Regions from separate parts of the Mus musculus genome. Here region 2 is linked to region 1. A link is a contact called in ENCODE Hi-C or POLR2A ChIA-PET data. All regions are on one chromosome and are shown on one strand. Each heading gives the region's core, a stretch centred on a gene start or an enhancer-like site at or near the end of the contact. The rest is flanking DNA. Distances are from core to core; before and after follow the strand shown.

Region 1 (6,234 bases), core at 1,267-3,766:
TAACAGGGACTGCATCTGTGATATCGTTAAGAATGTGCATCATTAGTTCAGCAAACAACGCCAGGTGATGTTTTCTCTGAAGCCCTTTGTAGGCATGATGGTGGTCGGTCTGTTTAGCCTAAGTTACATTTTACTTTAAGGAGTTTGAGAAGCCCAACTACCCAGTACCTTTGTTTTTCCCTTTTGTTCTCCACTTGTGCACAACATTCTGCCTACCTAGGTGCAGTCTCAGAGTTGAAAAGACAGAATAGCTTTCTTTGCTGTCCTTGAATTTGTAACGTCTCCTCTCCTTTAACCCCCCCCCCCAAAAAAAAAAAAACCAAAAAACCATGTTTTAGCCATGCTACATACAACCACAGAGAAGTCTGGACCCTGTCGCTGGCCTGGGAAATACTCTGGCTTCCTTACAGATCTCTGTGACAATGTTCCTCTTCTCCCTTTGAACTTTTCCCAAACTGTTGTTCAGATAAGCCGAAGGCTCCAAAGGAACCTTTGCTGATATCCATCAGTATTGTTCATTCCAGGGTGAACAGGACATCTCATTTTAAAAAGGCACTTGAAAACCTCTTACCAAAAAAAAAAAAAAAAAAAAAAAAAAAAAAAAAAAACAGATGAAGATACGATCAAGAATTGGATGAGTGTTTAAAAACCCCAAGTGGTTTCCATCAGGGTTTTAATCTAGAGTATTCTTAACTTTTAGCCATAATATACTGAACTGACTGTCTTTCTTCTGTATGAATAGTTCTTACAAGCTTTTCTGGATCCTTTCTGTTTGTGGGCTGTGGAGAACTAGTCTTTTCCTCCCTCTGGGCATTATTGAATCTCTGGATTTGTGGAGCACGTTTATTATTTCATTTTATTTTATTTTTATTTTTTAAAAATTTATTTATTTATTTATTTTTATTCTGGTCTGCCATTCACCCCGCCCCCGCTCACCATTCCATCCCCGCCCCCAAGAGGATGTCGCCACCCCCTCCCCTCACTTTACCAGACCTCCCCACTCCCCAGGGCCTCAAGTCTCTCAAGGGTTAGGTGCATCTTCTCTGAGGCCAGACCCAGCAGTCCTCTGCTGTATATGTGTTGGCCGCCTCATATCAGCTGGTGTATGACGCCTGGCTGGTGGCTCAGTTTCTGAGAGATCTCCGGGTTCCAGGTCAGTTGAGACTGCTGGTCTTCCCATGGGGCTGCCCTCCTCCTCAGCTTCTTCCAGCTTTTCCCCAATTCATCCACAGGGGTCCCCCGCTTCTGTCCATTGGTTGGGTGCTAGTATCTGCATCTGACTCTTTCAGCTGCTTGTTGGGCCTCTCAGAGGGTTCATTATATTTTCAACTGGTCCACAGCATATTCATATCAACTGCTGTTTTTCAGGTGAAAGCATTGTTCCTTCTGTTCTAGATGAATCACTGGAGATGTTTACGCAATCAAAAGGCTGGTCTTTCTTCACACTGAACTACCCAGAATGGGCACCACAGCCCTCGAGCGCAGGGGCGTTTGGGAAAGTGACAGTCTTTGGATCTGAGGACAGGAAGATATCCTGTGATTAGACTTCACGTTGCCATCTAGAACCTAGTTCCATGGGACAGTAGGATTAAGAACACATGCATAGTATAGTTCAACACGTAAGTCTGTGATCGTATTTCAAAATTCAGAGGCAGGTCTTTCCAAGTCAAGGTCAACATGTCAGGAAACATGGACAATGGGAACGGGGCAGGGTAAACATCTCCAAGCAAGAATAAAGCGGGGTGGGGGTGGGGCTGACCGGCCCTCCCTTCCCCCAACAAAGTAGACTCCATCAAAGGGAACAACGTTTGTGAGTTGTCATTCCATCCTTTGTGAAGGTGCGGGGCTGCTGTGGGGGTAGGAGTCCATCTCCCCGCCTGGCACGGTGTCCTAGGCATCAGCGAAGGCCTGGAAAGCATTCTACATTCGCCTGCATAGGTTCATTCACATCTCTGTGGTCCTGCGCTGGGCGCTTCCTCTAGCGGAGTAAAATAACAAGAGCGCAGACGGACCTGTCGGGATGCAGCCCGCCCTTGGGAGCCCTTTTGTTCTAGGCAATAAAAACCAACACACAGTGAAAATAAATCAAAACTCAGCATCCATATCCCTCTCCTCCTTCTCGATCTCTCCATGCTTTCAGGAAAAGCGACAGAAGCATCTTTGCTCGTTTGCATCCCTAGGGTGGGGTGGGGGCTGGGGAGGTAACAAGCCATGGGAGGCGGGCATTGTATCCACTGGGGGGTGGGGGGGACGACGCAATCTGTATTGCCAGCTGAGGCTGAGGTGGCAGGCTCAAGCAGCTTGGACTCTCTGTAGCTCCTAGCTGCCTACCAGGGTTGCGCGGAGCAGCTCCAGGTTCCTGAGGCTGAAGCCCCCGGTCGCGCGCCGCCGCGCCCCGCCCCATCGTCCCCGCAGCCTCGCGGGCTGCTGGGCTTTGTGGTTCGCCGGTGCCGCTGGGCCCCTGCTGGGGGTGTCGTCAGGAGCATGTGCAGACAGCAGCCCAAGGTAGAGCGAGCGTGCCGGGCGAGCCCTAAGACTTGCCTGGCAATGCCATGTTTGTGTGGGTGCTCTAACTCCGGGAGAGCAATTAGGGAGACGGCTCCCCGGCCGCACTTGGCTCATGTTTTCTTGTTTCTGTTTCAGCCTTCAGGATAATTCCTTCGGCAGCGCCGCTGTAACTGAGTAAGTGCTTCTTGCCCTTACAATCGACTTGCATTCCTGTCTCCGAAGCAACTATGGTGAAGGTATCCCCTCCCGCTGCCACCCCACTCCACCCCACCCCACCCCTGTCCCCAAGCCCTCTTTCCAGGCGATGCATTGTCTCCTGGATCCTGAGGCTGCGAGGCTGGCGGGGCCCACAAACCTCACACAGGTTGCAGCCAGTATTTTGGCAGCTCGGGGTGGAGGGTGCGCGGGGGTAGGGAGTGAGGAGCGGAAGCGGGGGGTGGGGGGAGTAATAAACCTAGCTTGATTGCTGCGGGAGGCTCCGTGGCCCAAAATATGCAATCTTGGAGCTTAGCTTAAAAAAAAATCTATGTGACATGTCAGAAAGGAAGCTGGGTTGTATTTTGCCAACATGAGTGTCAGTTTTCATGGAGTGCACGCAGTGTACATTTGCCCCAAATAGACGGATGTGAGCTAGCAGGAGTTTAATTCCAGCATATTTAAACAGGGTAAACTCACCTTCCCTCTCCGTGTGTACAGATTTTTAAGACACAGTGCGGTAAACTTTTCTAGATGCCTTTTTGTGATTTTTCTCGTCTGGCCACAATAATGTGACTATAGAGAAACGCCTTGCCTGACTAACAACCTAATAACAGTTCATAGTGGAGGGAAGGGAAATAATGTTTTACTCTAGGCCAGCCCGTGTGTGTGCGTGTGTGTGTGTGTGTGTGTGTGTGTGTGTTGATATTGATAGTGCTTTGTTTTTATTTTGGTCATCTCTTCCTTAGTATTTTCTTAATAGAATCTATATATCAGAGGTGAACGTGGAGTAGATTTTGCTGGCACTGTATGCAATTCACATATAGCTGGGAGTATAAACTATATGTATTCCATTTTATCGTAGGGAAATTAGTGTTTACTTCTGGGACCTTTTGGTAAAAGCTACTCGGTAAAAGCTTTTTGCAGCAGGCTGTGTGTGTGTGTGCATGCGCAAAGTTGTGTATCCCACTACTTAAGAGAATTGTGAGTTTCATACAGAGGCTACAAGTGGCTTAGAAGCTGTTTGCTAAAGAAACCTGAACAGTGACGAGAGCATCTTTTGGCTTTCAGATCCTGCCACTGTTGCAGAGACTTGGAGAGGGAGGGCTGAGGTTCCACTGTGCTTTCTGGGCCTCTTCCCCATGCACTTTTGCTTGTCTGGTTTGCTACTGACTTAGTACCCCGCTTTGAGCTCATCTAAGTGGGGTCTCTTTAAAATAAGGACCAGGTTGACTTTCAATGATTCACTATGGCCTGTCCACTGGAACCCTGGACACGATAGTGACATTGCCTTGCAATAGAAAGATAGAGAAAGAGAGAGGTGGGGAGAGATACCTGTGGGCCAAGGATGAGGCCTGAATTTCCTGGATAAGTGGTCAGGTAACATCTCTCTTTTCCTCTGGGTTCCTTGGCACCACATGTTTTTCTGGGCCTGATTCTTGGGAGTGTTGTGTGGCTGTATTCCTAGAGTCAGCCATAGTCACAGGCCCAGGAGTTTCAAGATGGAGACTTTTAGTTCCAGCTTTCATATGGTGTGTGTGTGTGTGTGTGTGTGTGTGTGTGTGTGTGTGTTTGTTATGGTTAAATGCTGGGGAGACTCTTGGTGTCTTGTCCTTGGATACTCCCCAAGGAGTTCTGATTGCATAAGATCACGTTACCCTCAGAGAAGTGACAGAGGTTCCTTTTAAAAGGCTGTGAGTAGTGTCTGGGAAGCCATCTGGCTAATGCAAGAATCTAAGGAACTTGCAACACACCCAAAGCCCCACAGGTGTGACCCGGCTCAGCTGAGGGGCGTCCTAAACCAGTGGTTGTCAAAACGGAACATTGTTCATCTTCTCCTCTCAATAATATGAAACTGTTCCTGGGTCTGTGGACTCCCGGCAGGACCAGAGGGTGCTATCCTGAGACACAGACATAGCAGCTTGTCCTGGAAGTGTTTGGGTGCCATGTTAGTCTGTCCCGAGGAGGTTCTTTCCTCTTCAATGTTTCTGAGAGGCAAAGATCCTCTGGCTCCTGTCTTCACCCATGTCCAGTGCCTCCTCTCCAGACCACTGAAAGTTCAGGCCTCTGGTGTTGATCCTTATTAAAATGGAAATTAAAAACTCTGTGCCTTGGAAGGCGCATCCAAGCAGTCATTAGAGTTCCCTATGAATTATTTTATCAGATAGACTTATGTGAGAGGATGCTGCTTGACCAGTCGTGATTATTTGTATGTGCGCGCGCGCCTGTGTGTGTATGCATATGTGTGCCGTGTGCGCTCATACAGTGTGTGCATGAGGGAGCCTTTGGAGGTCAGAGGTTAACATCCTATGTCTCCTTTGATTTCATTCAACCTCATTTCTCACTGAACTTGGAGTTTATGATGGGTTAAGACTGGCCAATGAGCTCTGGGGAATCCTCCGGTCTCCATCCATCCCCAGACCCAAGGCTTTATAGGTACCACCACTAGGATGGACTGACTTTAAAGTGGTTGCTGGGGACTCACATTCAGGTCTTCATACCTGAGCCTAAGACAGTGTCCCACTGAGCCAGGGCTCTGTCTCCCCAGCTGGAGGTCCTGGGAAGAGTCACAGGAAGAGTGGAATTAGGAATCAAGGGGCAGAATCCTTTTCGTTTTGTTTTTCTCAGGCCTTGAAAGGCCTGTGCAGATCTGGGTGAATTTAACTCATTCTCTATACAATCCCTCCCCCAGCCCCCTCCCCCAACATCAGAGTGGCCTTAGCCTTTTGTTACTTCTGCAGCATCTTTTCAGGACGTGCTGTTTTTAAAGTCTGTTGCTGGGTCACTGTGTTTAGATTGGTGCCTCCTTTGCCAAAGTCCTGCCTAGGAGCCTCTAAGGGTGGTTAACACAATGACCTGATAACCTCCACCTGGAGAAGACTGACTCTGGTGAAAGCTATAGACCCTCCAGGCTAAGAGAAGACCTAGAATTTGGATGCGAGTCAGGTCAGAGGTAGCTTGGGTTCTAGAAACAGTTAGATGACATCATTTTAGAAGCATATACTAGTTAAGTGGCTGGGCAATGCTGCTTAAAAGTTTACATTACAAGAAGCTGGAGAGATGGCCTAGTGGGTTACGTGCACTGGCTGCTTTTCCAGAGGATCAGGGTTCAATTCCCAGCACCCATGTGGCTGTCTGTAACTCTAGTTCCAGGGGATCTGATGCCTTCACATAGACATACATGTAGGCAAACACCAATGCTCATTAAAAAAAAAAAAGTTTACATGACAGGGCTGGGGGGGCCCTGGGTTTGATTCCGAGCACCAAATAAAACTGAATGGTGGTAGTGGTTGTGAATACCATAATCTCTAGTACTTGGTGGTAGAGACAGGAGGATCAGATTGGAGTTCAAGGTCATCTTTGGCTACACATAGCACAGTTTTAGACCAGGCTGGATTACAAGAGATGTTTCAAAAAACAGAACCCTACAGACAACCTGCCCCATTACACAGTTTCACATTTTACCTGAGCTCAGAGCTGTATGGGGCTGAGGCGGGGCCAGGCTGGTGTCTGCTCATCTCAATCAGGTGG
Region 2 (6,234 bases), core at 1,010-3,509, 37 kb after region 1:
AAGTCCTTTTGAATTCATCTTTTGCATAAAAGGCCATCGTCCTAGCTTGGGTAGGTCTCTCTCTCTCTCTCTCTCTCTCTCTCTCTCTCTCTCTCTCTCTCTCGGCAGGGTTAGTTGTAGCATGAATGTTTTTGTATTATTCACTGCGGCTCAGCCCTCAGAAGGGTTTTTACATCAGTGGCAATGACACCGTGGGCACTTGGGAATTGGGGTCTGTGTGGATGCTGGGTAAACTGATGGGCATAATTACATACAGTGGAGAGAGAGCAGGCAGACATGGGACTGGAGTACATGGGACAAGTGTGCCTTAGTGTTCAGACTCGCTTTAAGTTATTTCTTCATACAGAAAGAACATTTTTCTCTGTTATAGAAAATTTGGGAAATCTATATGGAACCCTAAATGTAGCAAAAATGACATCTTCACAGAGAATTATTAAGATTTTAGTTTAGCTCCTCCCAACCTGTTTGTGTCTGTGAGTATTCAGACATTATTTTCCATAAGAATGAATATCTTGTAAGTGTTGATATGTTAAATTTATAGCTATTATTATGAGGTATTCTATAATGTTCTTTAAAAAACTATTTCATTTGGGCTCAGCAGTTAAAAGCACTTGTTGCTTTTTTAGAGGCTCTGGGCTTGGTTCTTAGCATCCACATGGTGATTCACAATCATCTGTAATTCTCTTAGGGGGTTGAAAGGGTGAAAGAACAAACCGACAAAGTAGCCAAAGTCAGACTACAATGGTCTGTCCATGACTGCATTTTTTTTTTTTTAAGATTTACTTATTTTAAGTATATGAGTACACTGTAGCTATCTTCACATACACCAGAAGAGGGCATTGGATCCCATTACAGATGGTTGTGCGCCACCATGTGGATGCTGGGAATTGAACTCAGGACCTCTGGAAGAGCAGTCAGTGCTCTTAACCACTGAGCCAGCTCTCCAGCCCAACCATCTGTAGTTCTAGTGCTGGGCATCCAATACCTCTTCTGGCCTCTCTCTGGATACCCAGCCAGCATGCACCTGATGCATACCTACATGTAGGCGAAGGACTCCCAAAACACAGGAATCTCTAAGCATGTTTTAACTCTTTAACACTATGCCTCTGTGCATGTGTGCACACTTGAGTGCAGCTGCCTTTGGAACCTAGAATGGTGGGATCCCTCTGGGCCTGGAGTTATAGACAGTCGTGAGCTGCAAGTATGGGTGCTGGGAACCGAACTCACATCCTCTGCAAGAAGAGTACAAACTCTTAACTGTTGAGCCATCTCTCTTGTCCCTACTATATAATTTGTAATGCCTAAAAAATCTTTTATTTTTGGAAGTGGTATCCCCCCCCATAATCTCAGGTCATCAATTGAGTGGGAGAAAAAAAAATACCTATTAAATTTGGTCATTGAAATGTCTCCTTGCCTCTTGCCCTGAACTGAGCCCAGCCCAGAGGTAGTGCCATGGAAATGACTGCCTCAGACAGCTCATCTGTAGGATGACTACTTTTTTTTGTCTTGTAGGAGACAGAGCATGTGGTACCCAGCCAGTCAGAGTGCCAGGGCAGAGCAGGAACACCGGCTCATGAGAGTCCACAAAGCAGCATCTTCAGGTGCCAGGAAACGGTGCGACTTCAACCAAGGTGAGTGAGCCTTTGTTCAGAAGCTACACATCATCTCTAGTTTGCTTCCTAGATGTGCTGACCTGTATCAGCATGTGAGTCAAGGATTCCTGACTTTATTGGCTTTCCTCACAGTCAGGGAAACTACTTAAAGGGGCCTTGAAGGGAAGAAGCCCATTGCATTAAAGAGAGAGGCTCAGGGCTGTCCTCGTCTTCTGTTTGAAGATCGCAAGTCCTGAGATTCAGGGAGGATAGGGTGGTAGGTCTGTTTGTGGAGGAGAATTTGTGTAGCCCATTGTTTTATGGCTGAGAAAATTCAGTGCTCATTTGTGATCTCTGTCGATCCCGACGTTTAATGATGGTGGTCGAATCCACACCATGCCAGTTGCTTTTGACTGAGATCACAGTAGGTCTCTATGGGCTCAGAGATCAGTTGCATGGAGGACCTGAGCCTGAGAGATGCTAAATAAGTTCCCTTAGCCTGGTCTGGCACAAATAAAGAACTGAGCTGGAGTGAGCACCTCCAGCGCGTGATCCTGGCAGGACAGGTGTAGTGTCTGTGTCGACGTATGTGTTGTCGAGTGACCTCAGTCCAGAAGCAGCCCAGGACTGGCTTCAGTCCCACTAGACCTCCTTAGAGAGAGCTCTGAATCCAGAGCCAGGATATGGGTGGAAAGCTGCCTACAGAAGGTTGGCATGGCCCTCTGACAGGACCTTGGCATGGCAGCTGTCTACGGAAAGTCTCTTCTGGAAATAAACAGAAGGAAGGATTCAACGGCTTGTTCTGTGAGCCGTCTTGTAGCACCCTGCTCTTGGATCATAGTAGCCTTCACTCAGGGGACGGGGAGTGCTCTGCCTCTGAGCGTGACCTTTAGGAATTTGTTTTTGAAGGCAGTGCGGTCTGAGTCATAAAGAGAACGCAGCCTGGGCCCAACATACTAAATTTAGGAGCATAGAACCCTGAAAGGGACGGTCCACTCTTTGAAGTGGAGTCATGGCCGCCATTTGACTCTGCTGTGGTTGGAGTGGGGAATTTCTCCCATAGGTTTATATGGTTGAACCCTTGTTACCTCTAGGAAGGTGGGTCACTAAGGGGAGGTCTTAAGACTTTAGAGCCTGCACCCCGCTCTCTGTTTTCTCTGTGCTTTCTGACTGCACATGCAACATAACGACCAGTTTTAAGTTCTTGTCACCCTGCTTTTCCCACCATGATGACCTTTGTCCCTTAAACAGTGACCCAAAGTAAGTCTTCCTGCTGCATGTTGCTTCTTGCAGGGATGCACCCTCCTTCTGGGTCATTGCCTATTTTATAGATTGTTTGACCTCAGGAACTCACAGTTGTACGCTCTGTTATTTCCTCACCGATGAGGAGTCTGTCCCTCCTGTTTGAGGCTTTACTCTAACAGACCTCTTTTCATCTGGGCTTGACTCTGTTGTGCAGTGACCGGCTCGCCTGTTCTCCCACCCCAACAGCCTGATGAAGGCTGTTCTCAGCCAGAATAAGGTCAGCCCATTCCCATGCATATTTCAGAACAGCACGGAACAAACAAAAAAAACCAACCAATCCCAAAGCTAAAGCATGCATGCTTGTGTATGGAACATGGGGTATGGTCCTTTGGGTGTGGGCGTTTAGCAGAGGCTAATGGGGAAATGGCATTAGCCAGCTAAGCTTCTCCAGTTCAACAAACTGGAAACCGTGTTATGTTGTATGTGTGGTTGGGATGTTAACTGGGAATTTTACTGTGGTCAGAAAAAAGGATGAGGGTGTTTGGTGATCATTTGCGCATGACCCGCTAAGAAAAAGTATGGACCTGGATGGTTCCAGGAGAGACCGGATAGAGCAGGAGTTCTGAATTATTGGGGTTGGTGAGTTGTGCTCAAAGGTGATGATTGAAAAAAAAAAAACGTGATATGGGCTGGAGAGATGGATGGACCAGTGGTTAAGACCATTGACTGCTCTTCCAGAGGTCTTGTGTTCAATTCCCAGCAACCACGTGATGGCTCACAACTATCTGTAGTGAGATCCGATGCCCTCTTCTGGTGTGTCTGAAGACAGTGTACTCATATACATGAAATAAATAAACTAAATCTTTAAAAAAAAAACATGATATACACCTGTGTATATGTATATAAGACTTTGAAAAGTTCCTAGACTATTAACTGTGAGGAAAACCAGGCGTTGAGTCACCAGTAAGCTTTCCTAATTCAGTGAGCCTGCTGCAGTCCTCAGCGCCTTCTGGTTAGCAATTCTCCAGAGATCCCTGCCATCCATCCTCCAAGCCTCTGTGCCTGACTTTCTCCTTTCCACAGGATCTAGCTTTCTGAGCTCGTAGCATTCCAGAATATTCTGTGCGCTGTGCTGCTGTTAGCAATCACAGGGTCTTGTGCTAAGTCACAGGTCATGAGTGATGTCATGCCAGTTAGGACTAGTCCTGTTGGTTTCCCAGCTAGATTAGACTGGCAGCACTCAGCTATGGAGTCATTGAGCACAACCATCGTGTTGTTACCCAGCGACAGTCTCAGGGAACTTTTAAAAACCTCAAAATATTACAGGAATCATGTAATGGGATGACCAGGTGAGATGAGATCTCTGGGTGAACATATCTTTGAGTCCAGTATCTCACATTCATCACAATAGGCCCAGTTGTATCAGCCCAACACATGGCTAGACTCAGGCATATGTGCGTCCTCCTCCTCCTCCTCCTTCTCCTTCTCCTCCTTCTTCCTTCTCCTTCTCCTCCTTCTTCCTTCTCTTCCTTCTTCCTTATTCTCCTCTTTCTTTTCCTCCTCCTCCTTATTTCTCCTCCCTCCGTCCTCCTCTTTTCCCTCCCATCTTCTTCCTCCCTCTTCTCATCTTTCCCCTCTTCTTCCTCCCCCCTTCTTCCTCCTCCTCTTCTCATTTAAAAGGCGATTTTTATTTTTTTAAAGATTAGCAACTTTTTGGTAAGTATACAAAATACAAAAATAATTAACTGGGTCTCATTGTGACATTGTTATTCATGCAAATCACTGTAATGAGACTTTGTCACATTTTCTCCTCTATGCCACCCCTGCCAAACCCCAGTGTGCCTTCCTCATTGTAACATCGCCCTCTGGCTTTGTGTATGTGTGCGTTTAAATCTTGGTTCCACATCAACAGAATGTGATAGTTGTTTGTCTGTCTGTCTGTCTGTCTGTCTCCCTCCCTCCCTCCCTCCCTCCCTCCCTCCCTCCCTCCCTCCCTTCCTTCCTTCCTTCCTTCCTTCCTTCCTTCCTTCCTTCCTTCCTTCCCATAGCACTTGAGGAAAAGGGGACCTCACCTGAGGAGTGGCTTCCATTGGAATCACCTAGGAGCATGTCCATGAGGGCATTTTCTTGACTGCTAATTGATGTGGGAGTGCCCAGGCCACCATGGGCCATCCTAAGGCAGGTGGATTCAGGCTGTATAAGACAGGTAACTGAGCAAGCCAGCAAGCAGTGTTTCACCAAGGGCTCTGCTTCAGTTCCTGCCCCCAGGCTCCTGCTTTGGGTACCTGCCTTGGCTTCCCTTGATGATGGAATATGGAAGCCAAATAAGTAAGCAAACCCTTTCCTCCCACATTGCTTTAGGTCATGGTGTTAAGACAGTAACAAAAAGCAACAGGGGATCCAGTATCCTCTCTTGTTCTCTCTTTAAATCCCTTCTCTCTCCTAATAGTTCCCTCTACTTTGACACCATATTCTTTTTTTTTAAAAGATTTATTTATTTTATGTATATGAGTACATCATTGCTCTCTTCAGACACACCACTAGAGGGCATCAGATCCCATTACAGATGGTTGTTAGCCACCATGTGGTTGCTGGGAATTGAACTCAGGACCTCTGGAAGAAGAGTCAGTGCTCTTAACTGCTGAGCCATCTCTCCAGCTCCCAATGCCATATTCCTTAGATGTATGCATGTCTGTATTTAAATGAAGACTATGTATGAGAGAAAACATGATTATTGTCTGAATCTGGCTTATCTTACCTGACATGATCTCAAGGTTCGTGTGTTTTTCTGAAGGTTATATAATGATGTTGAAAGTGATATTTTCTTTGTCATTCATCCACGGATGGACATTTAGACCAGTCCTATTTCCTAGCTATTGAAAACAGTGCAGCAATAGTCACGGAAGTGCAAATACATCTGTAGGGTGTTGACTTTTTTTTAGTCTTTTGGGTATCTGTCCAGGAGTGGTATGACATGTTGCTTGTACTTGAGGTTTGTGAGGAACCTCTTCTGTGATGTCTGTAGTACTGCACGGCTCTGCGTCACAGCTACTCGTGTCTCGTGTGTGTCTCCCCACACCCTCGTCAGCATTTGCTGTCCCTTCGTTTACTCTTATATGTGTGTTGTGTGTGAGTACACGCATGGGTGTGCACGAATGTGTGCACGGGGGTCCTGAAGAAGCCAGAAGCCAGAAGAGAACAGTGGACCCTCTGGAGCTGAAATTAAAGAAGTAGTTACGAGCTCCCTCACAGAGGTGCAGGTAGCCAAACTTGGGTCCTCTGCAAGTGTGAGCCGACACTGTTAACCACTGAGCCAAGTCTCCAGCCTGAATCATTTGTTTTCTTGATTGGGGTCATTCAGGCTGGGGTGAGTTGAATCCCAATGTAGCATTCATTT

What was found. Hi-C counts contacts between places; a loop is a spot of excess contacts on that map. ChIA-PET counts read pairs that join two places held with the same protein, here RNA polymerase II (POLR2A).
Region 2: a loop to region 1 is called in a map of gastrocnemius, with 9 times the contacts of the local background. The contact joins the enhancer-like site here to the promoter of Fam13c in region 1. A Hi-C loop is called at or near these places in 8 of 37 maps with a recorded cell type or tissue (gastrocnemius, heart and left cerebral cortex). POLR2A ChIA-PET finds 5 or more read pairs at or near these places in 1 of 5 experiments (Patski).

What each region holds. Positions count from the first base shown.
Region 1 is chr10:70,438,394-70,444,627 of GRCm38, forward strand. It overlaps Fam13c (family with sequence similarity 13, member C), which reads left to right and starts at 2,517. Exons shown (of 14, transcript NM_024244.4): 1 at 2,517-2,682. The coding sequence starts at 2,621.
Region 2 is chr10:70,475,642-70,481,875 of GRCm38, forward strand. Fam13c (family with sequence similarity 13, member C) reads left to right here. Exons shown (of 14, transcript NM_024244.4): 4 at 1,513-1,631. Among named protein-coding and RNA genes, the nearest start is that of Fam13c, 38 kb to the left of the region's middle. Within about 2 kb of position 2,260, at least 2 of the 3 ENCODE cell types and tissues checked have a DNase peak (open chromatin) inside an H3K27ac peak, as active enhancers do; they include gastrocnemius and left cerebral cortex, where a contact is called at or near this core.